Linked DNA regions of Mus musculus: region 2 is linked to region 1. The links are chromatin loops, found by intact Hi-C in ENCODE. Cell type or tissue: heart. All regions are shown on one strand.

The links. Hi-C counts contacts between places; a loop is a spot of excess contacts. Peaks named below come from ENCODE experiments on the same cell type or tissue, not always from the same donor. Only the 100,000 strongest peaks of a DNase experiment are listed, where the experiment ranks them.
Region 2: it touches region 1 in a loop (4-fold over the local background); 12 of 42 quality-filtered maps call a loop at or near these places.

The regions. Positions count from the first base shown.
Region 1 is chr16:10,762,742-10,770,741 of GRCm38, forward strand. No RefSeq gene overlaps it. Among named protein-coding and RNA genes, the nearest start is that of Socs1, 19 kb to the right of the region's middle. In heart, a CTCF peak has its summit at 4,607; DNase peaks (open chromatin) are centred at 201, 381, 994, 1,332 and 4 weaker places; H3K27ac peaks cover 971 bases; H3K27me3 peaks cover 2,231 bases.
Region 2 is chr16:10,662,351-10,670,350 of GRCm38, forward strand. The region is part of intron 18 of Clec16a (C-type lectin domain family 16, member A); the gene reads left to right. It overlaps Gm15558 (a long non-coding RNA gene), which reads right to left. Exons shown (of 5, transcript XR_384655.3): 5 at 6,010-7,779. Among named protein-coding and RNA genes, the nearest start is that of Gm52264, 8.0 kb to the left of the region's middle. In heart, a CTCF peak has its summit at 3,443 (motif pointing right); a DNase peak (open chromatin) is centred at 3,526; H3K27ac peaks cover 3,653 bases.

The DNA of each region.
Region 1 (8,000 bases):
GAGTGTGGCAAATGGAGAGTATTTCCAGCTGTGGTCAGTACTCAGTGGTGATCCAGTTTCTTCAGCCACACATGCACACACACACACACACACACACACACACACACACACACACACACATACGGGAACTTTCTGGGGCAGCAGCAGATACTTGCAAGGCTTTGTCAGAGCTCTCCTATCTCCTATGGGTTTCTGGAACCAGCTTTGCCTGCACCCCTGGGAGACTATAGTCCTGGCAATTGTGCCCCTACAAAACAGACATAAAAGGTCCAGCCAACCTGACCCTGATTAGAACCCTATGTCACAGTTCTAAGGCCCCCATCTGGAGTCAGCATCTGCAGAAGCCATGATGAGGCCAGACTGTGACTGGTGGGCTTGAGGACAGAGGGAAAATGAAGAGTACTCTATAGCCAAAGTCGTGTAAGAGCAACCGGTCCTAATTGAGGCTGTGTGCACAGGGGCCCTGAATGGGCACTGGTGCAGTTTTCTCACTGACAACTTGCTATGTTGACTTCACATGGCCAGAGATATACTGGGTGGAGACAAGGCTGAGCTCAGGCACAGTTCCCTAAGGGGGGCCAGCAAGACCATCCCTCCCCCTTATCGCCTTGGCATCCCTTCCCCAACATTCACCACCATCTCCCTCTGTCCCTGTATCATACTCCATCATCCCCCAGCATCCTCACACCATCCCTCCCCCTCCCCTCCCCCAGCATCCTCACACCATCCCTCCCCCTCTCCCCCAACATCTTCACACCATCCTTCCCTCTCTCCCTCCCCTCTCCCAGCACCCTCACACCATCCCTCCCCCTCCCTCTCTCCCTCCTCTCTCCCAGCATCCTCACACCATCCCTCCCCTCCCCTGCCCCCAACATCCTCACACCATTCCTCCTCCCCACCCCCCCACCCCCACATCCTCACACCATCTCCCGAGAAACCCTCTCGCCTGGGCCAGATCTGGCTGTACTTTCCTGGGTGTGGCTGAGGTTGAGACATAATGAATGGGACAGAGGGTCTAAGTGGGGCCTTCCTGTCAACTGCCTTCCAGAGGATAAAGCTGGTTCTAGAGAGTAAGAGTCAGAAGCAAAGACCCCTCTCTGGTAACATAGGGGTTACCTCCCCAGGGGTCTGTACAGTGACCCTTCTTCCAGTCTCTTCTGAGATTCCCGGCAGCACCAAACCATCTTGGCTGAAAAAACCTGCCTTGCAGAATAAATTGGAGGCAGTAGCTAGGAGGGACTCACCAAACCCCACCCATGAGGCAGGTCCAGCCTGGCTTCCTTCACACCCTTTCTGCCCTGCCAGGTCAATTCCTGGGCTTCCCACAGAGGAAGCCCTCAATATTCTGCCTACCTACCATCTAGCATCCCACAGTCACCCTGGTAGATGGGCACCAGTCACTCAAATAAACAGGAGGTGAGAGAAACAAGTGAGTGCCAGGGCACTAGGACCCACCCAGATGATCCCTCAAGGATGCGGGTACCACGAGGCCCCTTTCTAGCTGTGGCACCGGATCAGGGCACTCCAGGGCCTGGAAGAGGCTGTGTTCCCATTCTCTAGGATACATGTCCCTGCATACAACTGTTTGAGATGTGGTATCTCTGTGCCTATTGGTCCAGCCTTTCTATTCTATTCTATTCTATTCTATTCTATTCTATTCTATTCTATTCTATTCTATTCTATTCTATTCTATTCTATTCTAATGTTTTCAGAGTCAACCTTACATGGCCCTGTCTGGGAGGAGCTTCTTGCCACTTAGGAATGGCTGTGCAATGAACAATCCCAGCTGCTGTGTATGGAGCCCTGCCGAACCGTGTCAAGAACTTTGCTTATTTAGTCACTTGACATTTATTTCATCTTTTTAAAAGATGGTTTCTAGCCAAACATACAGCACTCCTATAATCCCAGCACTTGTAGAGGCAGGGGCCAGGTGTCCAGAACCACCCCCTTGAATATACAGGGGACAGTCTGGTGAGAACCCTATCTCCAAAAGAGGAAGGAAGAGGAGGAAAAGGAGGAGGAGGAGGAGGAGGAGGGGGAGGGGGAGGAGGAGGCAGAGGCAGAGGAGGTGGCTCAGTATATAAAGCACTTGCCACAAAAGTAGAAGGATCAGAATTCAGATCCCCAGAAACCGTGCCAGTGTGGTATTATTATGACCTACCCTTGGAGACCCATCTCTCACCACGTGCTTTGATTGATTGATTGAATAGGATCTCACCTCAACTCATAATCCTCCTCCCTTGGCTTTCTGGGTCCTACGATTACAGGCAGTAGGTCTGGCTAGCCATATTCTTTTGCCTCCACAGACGTGGGAGAGAATGAAGAGACAGTGATGGCTGGTCAGCTGGAGGCTGTGTCCCTCCCCAGACCTGGGTTGCCTGTCCCTGTCTGCTGTGACCAGCAAGCATCAAGAATCAAGTGATTATTGATATGTCCTTGTTCTCACACCTGCAGATGTTGTTTCCTTTCCCATCTCTAGCAGAGAGCATGGCTATTCTAGACACTGCCTTGAAGGCACAGCCAAGCACTCCTTAACACTTCCTGGGCTTACAGGTGGGTCCACAGCCCCCCCCCCCCGAGATTGAGTGGGCTTTCACAGGCTATTTTTCACTGCCATGACAGCATACCTAACAAGAGTGACTTAGAGAGGGCAAGGATCATTTGGGCGCACAGTTTGGGGCACAGTTCATTGTGTCAGGAAGGCAGCTGGTCACATAGCATCCATAAGGGACAGAGTGATGCGAATACTGATCCTCACTTTCTTAGATTGATATAGTTCAGGGCTCCAGTTCATGGGAGTGTTGCCCATGCCCAGGGTCATCTTTCCTGCTCAGTTAAACCTCCCTTGAAACATCCTTAGGTATGCTTCCAAAGTGATCCTCAGTCCAGTTGGGTTAGTGGTTAAGGCGACCAATTCAACCACAAGAATATCGCAGCAGTGACCCCATGTGACCTCTGAGGCTGCCTTGGTTTTAAATCGTGTGTTTGTATATGTGTTGGGGGCAAGGGAGAGGAGGGGGCCATGGGTTTTCTTTTTATTATATGGGTTCTGGCGACTCAATTCAGGGCATCATGTTTGATAAAGACCGTCTTTACTTCTGAGGCATCTCACCCCTCCTCTGCCTTGTATTTTAGAACAGATAGCCCAACCTGAGCTACCAGGTGTGAGGTGACTCCCTCAGGTTGCCACACTCAAAGGACGTCCAAGACATAGGAGGAGGCCTCAGGTTAGCAGAGACGTCCTCTCATAATACCAGCCAAGATATCAGCCATAGAATGAAGAGCCCTCCAGACCCTTGAGAGCCACCCCTAACTGAGACCTGCGATCTCACGGAGCAGAATCAAATTATAGGAGGCTGCAGCAGAGGACAGGGTAATTTTTCATTGACATCAGGCACCTTAGCTCATTCCATCCTTCAAAGATCCTCAGCACAGATATTGTCAGCCATGTGCTTTCTTTGTTTGTTTGTTGTTTGTTTGTTTGTTTGTTTGTTGAGGCCCGGTCTTCCTCTGTAGTCCAGGTTGTTCTCAAACTCAAAATTCTCTTACCTCAGTCCCTCGAGTGCTGGGATTATACATGGGCACACTATAATCACAAAGGAGATTAAAGCTCAGAGAGGTTCAGAAACTTGCCCAGTACTCCCCAGATAATTTGGCTTCAGACTTCTGAGAAGTGCCTGGCTATGTCAGCCTCAGTTGTAGGAATTTCTGAGAGCCTGGGTTCTCTGAAATGTTTGACCATCCAGTGGAAAGAAGATAGCATTTTCAACAAATGGTGCTGGCTCAACTGGCAGTTATCATGGAGAAGAATGTGAATTGATCCATTCCTATCTCCTTGTACAAAGCTCAAGTCTAAGTGGATCAAGGAACTTCACATAAAACCAGAGACACTGAAGCTTATAGAGGAGAAAGTGGGGAATAATCTCGAAGATATGGGCACAGGGGAAAAATTCCTAAATAGAACAGCAATGGCTTGTGCTGTAAGATCGAGAATCGACAAGTGGGACCTCATAAAATTGCAAAGCTTCTGTAAGACAAAGGACACTGTCAATAAGACAAAAAGGCCACCAACAGATTTGGAGAACCGATTTCTTTTTCTTTCTTTCTTTTTTTTTTTTTTAATTGGACGTAGTACTACTGGCAGATCCAGCAATATCTCTCCTGGGCATATACCCAGAAGATGTTCCAACTGGTAATAAGGACACATACTCCACTATGTTCATAGCAGCCCTATTTATAATAACCAGAAGCTGGAAAGAACCCAGATGTCCCTCAACAGAGGAATGGATACAGAAAATGTGGTACGTTTACACAATGGAGTACTACTCAGCTATTAAAAACAATGAATTTATGAAATTCTTAGGCAAATGGATGTATCTGGAGGATATCATCCTGAGTGAGGTAACCCAATCACAAAAGAAGTCACTTGATATCCACTCACTGATAAGTGGATGTTAGCTCAGAAACCTAGAATACCCAAGATACAATTTCCAAAACACAAGAAAATCAAGAAGAAGGAAGACCAACTCGTGGAGAACCGATTTCTAAGCAGAGTTCTGTCACAGCACTTCCTACTGGCTGGTCTCCCCTGCTGGTGAGAGATGGTATTGCAACTCAACTCTAGTAGACAAGAGCAGAGATCTTGCACAGCTGGAGCTGGAGAAAGTTCAACCAAGAGGTTTTGTTGCACCAGGCTTAGCCCCAGGAGACAGGTGAGCTGAGTTTGAGTTCCTGTCCTGACACATGTCAGTCAGGGTCCACTGAATAGGAGAGAAACCCCTGCGGGCGTCTCAGTAGAGGACAAGATTATAGGATTGAGGAGGTCATCAGACTGGAGAATGAAGAGAGCCGAGCCAGCCCCACCCTGAGCTCAAGCAAAGGTAGAGAAAAGCCGGAGCACAAGGGCCAGGCTACCCAACAGGTACAGGAAGAGCAGTGGAAGTTTTGCCACTAGATCTGGTATTAAGAAAGATACACCTAACGCTCAAGAAATGTGGGGCCCTCAGAGTGGGGAGTTCTGATGGGATGGAGGGTATGCATGGGAAAATCTTGGAGATTGGGGTAAGAGATGTGGGATGTGGAACAGTTGGCGGGTGGACCTACAGGGATATAAGGTCTAGATTGTTAAAAAAAAAAAAAAAAAGATTAAACAATAAAGAAATGAAAAAAGAAAATTATTTTTTAAAAAGGGACAACAGAAAAAAAAAAAGAAAAAAGAAAGGTCCCCAGTTGCTGCTAAGTTGCCACCTGAAACACAAAAGGAGAGAAACCCCACTTTTTCTACCCCAGGTGTTTTACCATGCTTCCTTCACCTCAAACTTATGACAATCCCTCTCCACCCCACCCCACCCCACCCCCGTCCCTCCTGGGTTTACACAGGTGATTTGTCACTATGCAAAGAACCCATGGCAGCTTCCAATATAAGGACTAGGCTGTGAGGAGCTGCACCCCAGAGGATGCAGTTCTCTGCTTGTTTGGTATCAGTAACTGGCTGAAGACTCACCTTCCTCAAACATGAGGAAGGCTGAGTAGGTGATAGCTCAAGGCCAGCCTGAGCTGCAGATAGGTCTTGGAGATGGGCCATAGCTCGGTGGTACAGTCTTTGCCTGGCATGCGCAAAGCCCTAGGTTCAGTTCTCAGCACCGCATAAGCCAGGTGTGGCAGGTGGTGCACACCTTGATCTCAGCACTTAGAGGGTGGAGGCAGGAGGACCCTGGTACCAACCAGAGTGTAGGGAAATGGAGGAGTCATTCCAGAGTAGAGGAAATGAGGCTAGGTAAAAATTTCAGCATAAATGAACTCTGAAAGCTAGGCTGTAAGAGGCTGAATTGCTAAATGCCACTGAACTGTGGTGGGGTTTGTTAGATTTATAGCCGAAAGGCTTGAAGTGTGGCTCAGTAGCAGGGATCTTGCCAGGCATGTGAGAGGCCCCAGCAGCATCAAAAATGAAAGAGGAGAGTAAGAAAAAGAAGACAGAGGAGGAAAAGAGGGAGGAGTGGGGAGCAGAGGTGAGGAAGAAACTGATGGCAAAATCAAAACTCAGAGTGCCCTCAATGCACCCAAGTGGGGGGCCCCATTTCCTGGGTAGCACAGGTGAGAGAGCCAGGGTCCACAGTGGTCCAGAGTAGCAGTGTCCTGTCCGAATTGGTGCAGCCTGCGGCTGGGCTGCGAGCCACAGCCCACAGTGGCAGGCAGAGTTCCTGGAAAGCAAGCGGGTGGAGTTCCTCCTAGAGATCAGAGCAGCTTGGGCAAGATCCCCTGGTCAAGGTCTCCACCCTGGCAGAGGTAACACCCCCCTGGGGGAGGAGTGGGACGTGTGTCCGCCCTGTAGGTTTGGTACAGCCTGTCCTGTGAGCTTCCGGTGGCTTCTCTGTTACTCTACCCTGGATGAGTTAGTTGGTCTTAAGTTCCCGAAGGCATGGATGGAGGGGGGGGCGGTGTTGTGAGGCCACCTGAGTGGAAAGATTGGCACTGTTTACAAAATCAACCTCTCCTTGGAAACTTCTTTTTTTTTTTTAATTAACACAGGCCAATAAAAGTTAAGACACAAGAGAGCAGAAGGATGCTCACATCTGGTAGGGACCCCTGCCACCACCTCCTCCACCTCCTTCTCCTCCCCCACCCTCTGCTTCCTTTTCCTCTCTTTATCCCTTCTCCCCTTTGCTTTCTTTCTTCCCCCCTTCTCTTTTCCTCCCCGTTTGTCTCCCTTCCCACCTTCTGCCTTCTACATACATTTATTAAACACCAGCTGTATGCCAGGCACTTCTCTGAGCCCTAAAGACACAGCATGCAATACGTATATATAAGGCCCTGCTTATATTCTGAAGGGTTGTCCATGTCTGCTCCTGTAAGGGGTACCACTGTGATGCCGTGGAGGCCAGCTTCTTGTGGTCCAGGGTGTTTCATGGGCTTCTGTGAATGGGCAGCCTGCCTACCCATCTTATCACTAGAGATGCCTGTTCCTTAGGCAACCCTCCCCCTGTAGTATTGCCTCCACCAAGGCTGCCTTGGCAGAGGACTCTCCCATGGGTTCCCTTCCCTGGGGAATAGGCAGCACCCGCCTCCTGGTCTGCAGAGTTCTCTCTCCCTGCCACCTCCCCCTACTGCCACCCACAGCTATTCTGGGCCCCAGGTCCCTTTCACTTTCTGCTTAGCTCTTCCTGCTCAGCAGTTCCTCACCCTCCCCTGCTCCTCCAGCCCCCTCCCTGCTGGCCCCAGGTTCTGTCTGTGCCTCTTTTGCTGCTGGCTCCAGTTTCTGTTAGAAACTGCACGGGAAGGTAGCTTGTAGTGAGACCTGGGTTTGAATTCCCCTCTGTGCCTTCCTGGCATGGGGCTTTGACCCACCTTGGAGCTTCAAATCCTTGCATGCACCACTTAGTGGGGCTATGGGCGCTGGGAGCTCCTCTGCAGTTTCCCTGAGACACTCCAGGATTTATATCTTAGCTCAAGTCTCAGCACATAATAGAAACAGAGATCATGCACAAGTTCTTGTGTGTGTGCATGTGTGTGTGTGTGCACATGCATGTATGTGTATGCATGCATGCACATGCTCGTGTGTAATGGGATGGGGCACTAAGGAAAAAAGAACAACAAAATCCCTGAGGACTTCACTGAGCACCCCTCTAGGAAGGGTGACCTTGGCCAAGTCCCTTTCTTCCTTAAGCCCTAGTTTCCCTGTGAAGTAACTGCAATAAAGATCAGTTATCCCTGCCAAGCAATGGTGGCACACGCCTTTAATCCCAGCCCTTTGGAGGCAGATTGATCTCTGGTCTACAAAGTGAGTTCCAGAACAAGCAGGGCTATTCAGTGAAATGCTGAAAAAGTGAAAGTGGGGGGTGGAGAGAGAGGGAGGAGAGAGAGAGAGAGAAGAAGGGAGAGGGAAACAGAAAGGGAGAGGGAGGGGGAGGGGAGGGAAAGACAGAGAGAGAGGGATGGAGGAAGGGAGGGAGGGAGGGAGGGAGGGAGGGAGGGAGAGAGAGAGAGAGAGAGTCCCAGTGCCT
Region 2 (8,000 bases), 100 kb before region 1:
CATGGCAAGTGGCCTGCTGTATCTCAGGCTTCCAGACCTCTGGGAAGTAGCAGTTGCTTCCCAAGGAGCCCATGAAGCTAGGCTGAGTGATAAAGTGAAGCCCAGTGCAGAAAGTACAGCACCGGGTATGGAAAGTGAGTTACTGCTCTTGCAGGTGGGCCTGCCTTTGGTGATATTTACACCCAAGAAGCTTAGATGGCCTTTGGCTCTGGGATGTTCACATAAGCTCCAAAGCCAAGCACATGGCCTGAAGAGCAGCCCCTTGCTCGTGCTTAGGATAAGCTCTTTCCACAACATGGGCAAGTGACCTAACCTGGTGTGTTGCTTTCTGCTAACTAGAGCATCATTGTGAAGATCCACCAAGACAGTCCATGGTGTCTGACCCATGCCCTCACTGTAGTACAGGCCGGGGATACGAACTCATAGGCAGTTTCCCTTTAAAGACAGCTACCATGTGAAGGTTCAGGTAGTGGTGGCTAGAGCCAAGTCTTTTCACTCACTATCTAGAAGAGATCCTCCAGGCTCTGCCTTTTCAGGCCTGTATCTGTGAACTCAGTGTTGCCTCTTGCTTTCCTGATTCACACACTTCACACACCTGGGTACCAGGGAGCACCACAGGAGGCCTTAGAACCCACCTTTGAGGTGTCTGTCATGTCCGAGAACCACTGCATCATGCTCATTGTGTGTTTAATACTTTTCTCAGTTTTTCCTCCTCCCTCAGCCTAAGATAGGCAGGTTAGCCCATCCTAAACTATGCCAGTGACATTGTGGGATCCATAGCTCATAAAATCTGAAGTCCTTCACAATTGTACCATCTTGTACCACTACTGGTGCTAGCGGGCACTTGAGGTGCGTGTGCTTGCTAGGCCATCTCAGGGCCCCTGCCAGCTCACATGGCCCAGCAGGAATGCTTATCATATGGCAGGAGGAGGATGAGATGGTCTTAAGAACATTTAATATGCAGTACCGTCACTTTGTTTTATGAACTGAGTCTAAATGAGTTGATTCTTGTGGCCTGTAGATGTAAGTATGGACAGAGTTGGCTTAATGGGCCATGCATCTAGCACGTCCATTGTTTAAGCCTCATGTATCTCAACTGTGTAGCACATAGACACTGCCCTGCTTTAAGTTTCAGACCAAAGGCAACATCCTTCCCAACCTTCCTGTATTTGAGAAGCAGCTGGTGGGTTAGACTAGGAGATTCAAGGCTCTGAAAGGTTGCATGCACAGCTCAAAGGTATACTAGTTGCTGCTAGTCTGCCCTCTACAGCTAAGGCAGGGAGAAGTTGGCAGAGAGCTAAAGATTACCTCCCTCCTCAATAACCCTGCCATCCTTATGACAAGACTCTGCTCTAGGTGCATCAGATACCCCTTGGCCAGAAATGAAAGCCAGAGGGTTCTGCTTCAGTATACAGGCTGATGTTCTGGGTCCAGACTCTAGGACCCACTTATAGCTGAAGGCAGGAAACGCAAAACACCTCTGCACCCAGAGAGTGCTACCTGGAGAGGGTCACAGCTTCTCCACTGCACCTGACATCCTGGAAGGGGAAGACAGGCAGTTCAGTATAATTGAATTTTTGTGTTCTGTTAGGTGTAGCCTCAGGCCTGAGAGTACCCATAGCCCCGAGCCATGGGCTCCTCCACAGTGCACTTTGCTGCTAGTCTGTCCTCTACACCCTCTTCTCAAAGAGTAGAAATGATCCCGATCAATACCCACTGACAGTGGCTGGACAGCTGGCTCACTCCACCTCAGCCCTGTATTTACACTAGGATAGAAGCCCATCCTGGTGCTGGGAATTGGAACGCTCTTCCACGCCTTCTCTTTGCTGTATACATGTTTGCCTAGCAAATAATAGCTGAACATACTTCCTTTGTAAAAGACTAAAACCACGCATAGTCTGCTAAAAGGTGAATGTCATCTTCCTCTCCTGCCCAGTGCCTCACCCAGGCTAGCCTGGGGCATGCGGCTCTTGATTCCCCGCCCTTGTATCTGCACACACTCACACCTGTCTTCCCACAGAGCCTGGCCTGCTTGTATCACGGTTGTCACCCCAGCCCTGACATGGGCCTTGCTCTTATTTGCTACTCAGTAAATATTGACCTACTGAATGGCTGCCATTTTTACACAACTAGGACTGTATTCATCGTGTTCTGCAATTTAGTTTTGGCACTTTGAAGTGGGGCTTTCCTGTGTCAGGAACATGGGTGGAGCTTATTGTACTTGACTGCATTCAGTGGAAGTGCCCAGTGTATGATGTCCATTGTGCAAGTACCATGAGCACGGGCATTGTACTGCATCTGGTTACTCAGTGTCTCAGAGGACCTGGAGCGTGAGTGTGAGCCCTGTCGGCAGCTGTATTCCAGCCTGGTGCTTTACTGGAAGGGACTTACCACTGTGCAATTGCTGGGCTGAGTTAGAGCTAGTAGGGACCTTAATGATAGCTCATATCTTGAAAAACTGGCCATCTTTGCCACCTGTGTGACAGAAAAACAGCTTCCATCCAAGAGTCCTCAACTTGAAGCCCTTGTCAAGGGTCAGGAGGTGGCCCAGAGAAGGCTCCTAGCTCAGAGAATGGAGTTGGTTAGAAGGCCAAGACGACTGTCAGGGAGCAGGATTCAGCCTGCCAGGCCCCCCCTCCAAGCCAGTCGGCCCATCAGAGAGGTGCCAGGGAAGACTTCCTGCAGCTGGAATTTCTGCATCCATCACTCCTGTGTCCAGGCCACACAGCTGCAGTCACTCAGATTCCGGCCATCCTTCACACTCAGAATTGCTGTTTAGACATTCCCAGCCCTCCACTCTGTCGGTGTTTATTTTAAAATCATCCAGAAACATGCTTGCAATGTTAGTTAGCTCTGTCAAACTCTCCATTGCATCAGGCAGTAGTACGTCATGTGCATGGGCCCAGGTCCTCAGAAGACTCACTTGAGGAGGACCTGCCTCAGAGGAATGCGCTTCAGAAGCCCTTTGAAAGTCATGGCTGAGGGAAAGCAGTTTGCTGTGTTTGTGGGTTCTCTGAATCAGCTCAGGGGCCACTCAGAGAAGGGATGACAGGCAAGCAAACCACAGTCTTCTGTGACAAATGTCCTCAGGCAGCAAAATGTGATGTTGACAGGCACGGGTACTGCTGCGGAGCCCAGGCTCCACCATGGACCATTCATTGCTACACGTCTTCCAGTAATCCCTCTCCCCAGCCCCCAGAGCAACTGCAGCCCTGGTGCAGTGCGCTTTTAAAGCACCCCACCTCCTCTCTCTGTAAAGCCCTGAGGCAAGCAGTTTTCCCCTCTGTTTATATCTACCACACACACACTGTGAGCTGCTTCTATTAAAAGCAGTCAGAGATTGATAACGGGTGTTAAGAAGGATGTCACTTATTTCACAGGGTGAAAGGGAAGTTGCTGTGGCTTTCAGTAAAAGCTCACAGACCTAGGCCGTGGCAGCATGCTAACCACTGGGGGGCAGTGGAGCTGTGTGCCCCCAGCAGCTTCCTTCCCTGGCACTCCTTGAGTCTTAGGACTCCTCACCTTAGAGGACAGGGAAGGGCACCAAGAAGGAGGCAGATGGAAAGGTAGGGATGAGGGTTCTCTCTATAATGTGACCACCAGCTCAGGGATATGAGGACACATCCTCAGCCTGACCTTGGGGTCCCTTCATTGGAAAATGGGAAAGCTTCATGCACTATACGCCTGAGGCACAGCAGGCCTCTGAGAGGTGTTGCCAGCTGAGACTGGATGGAGGTCTGAGTTCTCCTTCTGAATCACCCCACTTTTCTTCACAGGCCAGGGGTGCTCACTAACTGAGCTGAGCAGAGGTCTCCGATACCATAGGGCTGGTGGGGTGACTTCATCACCCCCCAGCTACCATAGGTTTATTTCGGCATGGGCTTCCCTACCAGCTGGCACTCCCTCTCTGTTTGGGCCTAACGGTCAGGAGCCCTCCATATCCAGGAACTATCAGCTCTTCGAAAAGCATATTCATCTCATCCCCTGGCGAGCAAGGTTCCCAAGGTTTTCCTAAAAGTCATTTTGGAAATGCAGATTTGAGCACAGTTGACTTCAGTTCCTGGCACTTCAACCCTTCCTTCACACCTCTCTGGTTCTTGGCATCATGGTGAGAGCAGAAGTATGGAGCTGGAGTCCGTTAGAGTCTGAGTACCAAGGCTTTGTGTGACCCTGGGTGTCTCTCTGAAACTGTGAGCCTCAGTTGCTACATGTACAAAACAAAATGCTTGTAGAAACTAAACGGTCCATAATATAACCCTGGGTGCATGGCAGCTGTTATGCTAACTGCTGCATCATGGAGTCCTTAGCAGGGGAAGAGTCAGGATATCGGAAGTTCCCCACCTTGCCCTGTCCGGCACAGAGGTCCCTATGAACCATCTTCAATTGGGCCTTCCCTTCGGTCCCATCCTTGAGTTCCCTGCTGAGCATCAGTCTCCTCTTCCTCTTCATCCCTTCACAGCCTTTGCTAGCCCAGATTAGACCTGCTCATTACAGCAGTGAGGAGAAGAGAACAAAGGGGAACACAGGGTAGAAACCAGGAGTAGGGAGACGCCCCACTTCAGCTGAACCAAGTTACACAGGCACACCTGTCTGCTGCCGTCCTGTCAGCTGCTCAGGGGGACAATTCACACAGCGGTGCCTGCCACCAGCAGCCTAAGGAGTTCTGCTCAGGCAAACCAAACCCTTGACTATGCCACAAAAAGGACCTGCAGCAGAGTTATTAAGACAGGGAGAAGGCATACTTAAATGCTGTGGGGGAAGGGAGTTTGACATCCAAGGCACAGGCACAGGCCTTTTGAAAGTCATACTTGGATGTATTTACAATGGACACAAAAGGACATGGCTTTTTAGGTTACATTGTTCCAAGGGTGTAATTTACAACACTGTTTCAAGGAAAAAAACCTGGAAAGTAGACCTTTAAAACCATGTAAAGATCGCATATAAGCCAGTCATTTGTCTTAGTGTAAAGATCCCTCTGGAAGTGAGATGTGTGAGGGGTGAGGACAGTGAACAGAGTTAAACTCAAGGCCACAAGCAGCCTGCCCTAAGTGAGCAAGCTAGGTTTCACTAATGTCCTCCTAGCAGTGTCTTTAGGAAGACAGACACCAACTCTGTAGGCTTTTGAACGGACGCCTTCCCCTTCCCAGGTCCCCTGAATTTCCTATCTTCCTCTACAGCCTCACAGTGAGCCTGGCTAACACATTCTGGCAGGCTAGAGGGCATGCCTGACTAGTAACAGTGCTTTGGGTTTGGTTCTGTTATCATTGTCTAGTTAGTTAGTTAGTTAGTTAGTTAGTTAGTACATAATAGCACTATGTGCCCAGGCTGGCCTCCAATTCTGTATCTTTTTGATAAGTGATGGATGCACAGGTCTGTGTGGCCATGCCTGATTTGCATATGTACCAGTGTTTTTCTCCCCTGCTTCCTTTTTGGAAGTGAACAATGACAAAGTCCTTTCTGTCATATCTAAATGTCTTTTGAAAAAAATCAGTACTTCTGCACCAGGCAGGACACATATCTACACAAACAGCAAAAAGAACATGGCAGGATAGAGTGGAGACCCTCTGAAGGCAAAAATCCCCATGCCTCCAGCTGCTCCAGAAAGGCCATTGCCACAGCCAAGCCAGGTGATGGGTAAGAGAAGCAGTGGCTTGTGGGACACACTTTTCCTGCTGGACTGGGATCTGACGGTAACAGTGACAGGAGAAGTGGTGAGGTGCCTTTGGGTGAAGGCTCCACTGTGCCCACCTGGGGAATATGACAATTGGCTTCTTTTTCATGTGTGAAAGCCTCTATAGTGAGTAGGGCTACCCACGCGTCTCAGCAGTCCCCCATCTCAGCTTTTCTATGACCTCTTGCTAGCTCTGCAGGGCTTGCAGCCCCCTCCATCTTTTTTGTTCGGTTTTTGTTTTTGTTTTTTGAGACAGGGTTTCTCTGTGTAGCCCAGGCTGTCCTGGAACTCACTCTGTAGACCAGGCTGGCCTCGAACTCAGAAATCCGCCTACCTCTGCCTTCTAAGTGCTGGGATTAAAGGTGTGTGCCACCACTGCCTGGCTTCACATCCATCTTAATGACCCACCTTGCTGTGCCAGGAGATGCAAGCTCAGGGCTCAGAGGGAAACAGAGGTGGCGTGAGTCAGGGCTTCCAGAGGCCAGACCCAGAAACCCTCTTACCCATGGCAGGGAGGCCCAGCCTTCGAGAAGTTTCCAGGCCTGCACTGTGATTACAGTAAGCAGTCTGGAGGCAGTGTCTGCTCTAACCCCAGGTGCACAGCTGTGGGAGGAGACAGCTGGGCTCGTGGCCTAACGGGTCGGGTCTCGTTGGCTCCAGCTGCTCTGAAGTACAGGCCTTGCAGACCTGCCTCGCCCACACCATGCAGTTCCCTTCTTAAGAACTGACCTCATGTGGCCCTTTTGCATGTCTGTTCTTTAGGAAAGAAACCGTTACATTTTTCTCATTAGGGGCCTTGTAGACCTGCTGGGCACTCTCTGTCCAAACTGTACACACACATCACCCTACCCTTCTCCTATTTCCGCTATACAGTTAATACTGTAACTCAAATGTGAAAAATAAGCTTTGCATGGTGGCCATGAATTTTACATGAATCACATTGAAATCAATAAAGTCTGTAGAATGAAGCAAGTTATTGTTATAAGGAAGAAGTGGGAGCTGACTTAAAGGAGCCGTGGCCCTCAAAGTACATAATGGAAAAAGTTGTCCAGCAGTGATGAGCCCAGTACAGCCTTTAACCTTTGATAGTTCTTGGCTCCCTCAGAACTGGGGATGTCTTTGAAGGTATCTACTTTCTTCTGGGGAGGTGTGAGGAAGCACAAAGTCACATTTTCCATGACTTGTTTCTTCTTTGAACCCTTGCTAATCTTTTTTTTTTTTTAAGTGGGTAAATCTTTGAAATGACACTGTTTCAAGTTTGGGATCTTTGCTGTAAGTGGCAGGAAAGGTGGGCGGTAATGTTATGGAAGGTGGAAAGCCTGCCTTTTCTAGGTCATGTTTCAAGTACGGAGAAGTCAGACAGGAAAGGTCACACAAGAAACAAGACAGGGGCTAGAGCTGAGCTAGCATGCTTAGAGCCCCGAGCTCCATCCCCTGCTCCACTTAAGCCAAGCATGTCAGCAATCCCTGTAAGCCCAGTACACTGAGAGGCGAAGGCAGGAACGTCAGTTCAAGGTCATCCTCTGGGATGCCGGAAGTTCAAGGCCAGCCTTGGCTCCAGGAGATCCTGTCTCAGAAATGGTGTTAGGGATCAAGCTTTTAAGGCTTTAACCCCAGACTAGCCACATGGTGCATGTCCTGTCTCTAACTCCAGGCCCTAGACTCTCTGATGAGTCCAGCTTGGCACTTCTGTCCAGGCCAACTTGTTCCACTCAGATAGCCCAGCTGTGTGCAGGGCATAGGCTGTCCAAGGGAGGCAAGCTGAGCAATTGGCTCAGCTCACAGCTCTGCCACAGCTTTCTGGGCCACTGAAAAAAAGAGAAGAGCTACAAACAGGTTAGTGGTGTGGCCATCACCAGAGCTTTGCTATGGGAGTCACTCACACAGATACCCTGGACATACTTTATCCTCCCAGGAAAACCAAGCTAGGTAGTTCCTCCCCTCCTCCCTCCTCCCCCCCCCCCCTCACCATGTCACAGCTGGCCACACGCCCTCACCATGTCACAGCTGGCTTGTCTTCTCTCAGACCCTAGACCAAGAAGGACACTGTCCTATGGGAGAAATCAGGGCCACTGGCACTTTTCCAAATGAAAGTAGTCATCAATTCACTGTAGAAAACAAGAAGAAAGAGAGCAGTACTTTTTAAAGAGATATGTGTAACCATGCCACAACCTAAAAGCTCCCAGCAGCTTGCCTCCCCTTGGTGCTTGCTGTTCTCTAACCTCCATTGTTCCCCTCAGCTCTGCGCAGGCCCACTCTGACCTGGCCTCCTGCCCTGCCATACTTTGCACAGCGTGAAACCTGAGGCAGGGTCTGTTGGCACATATAG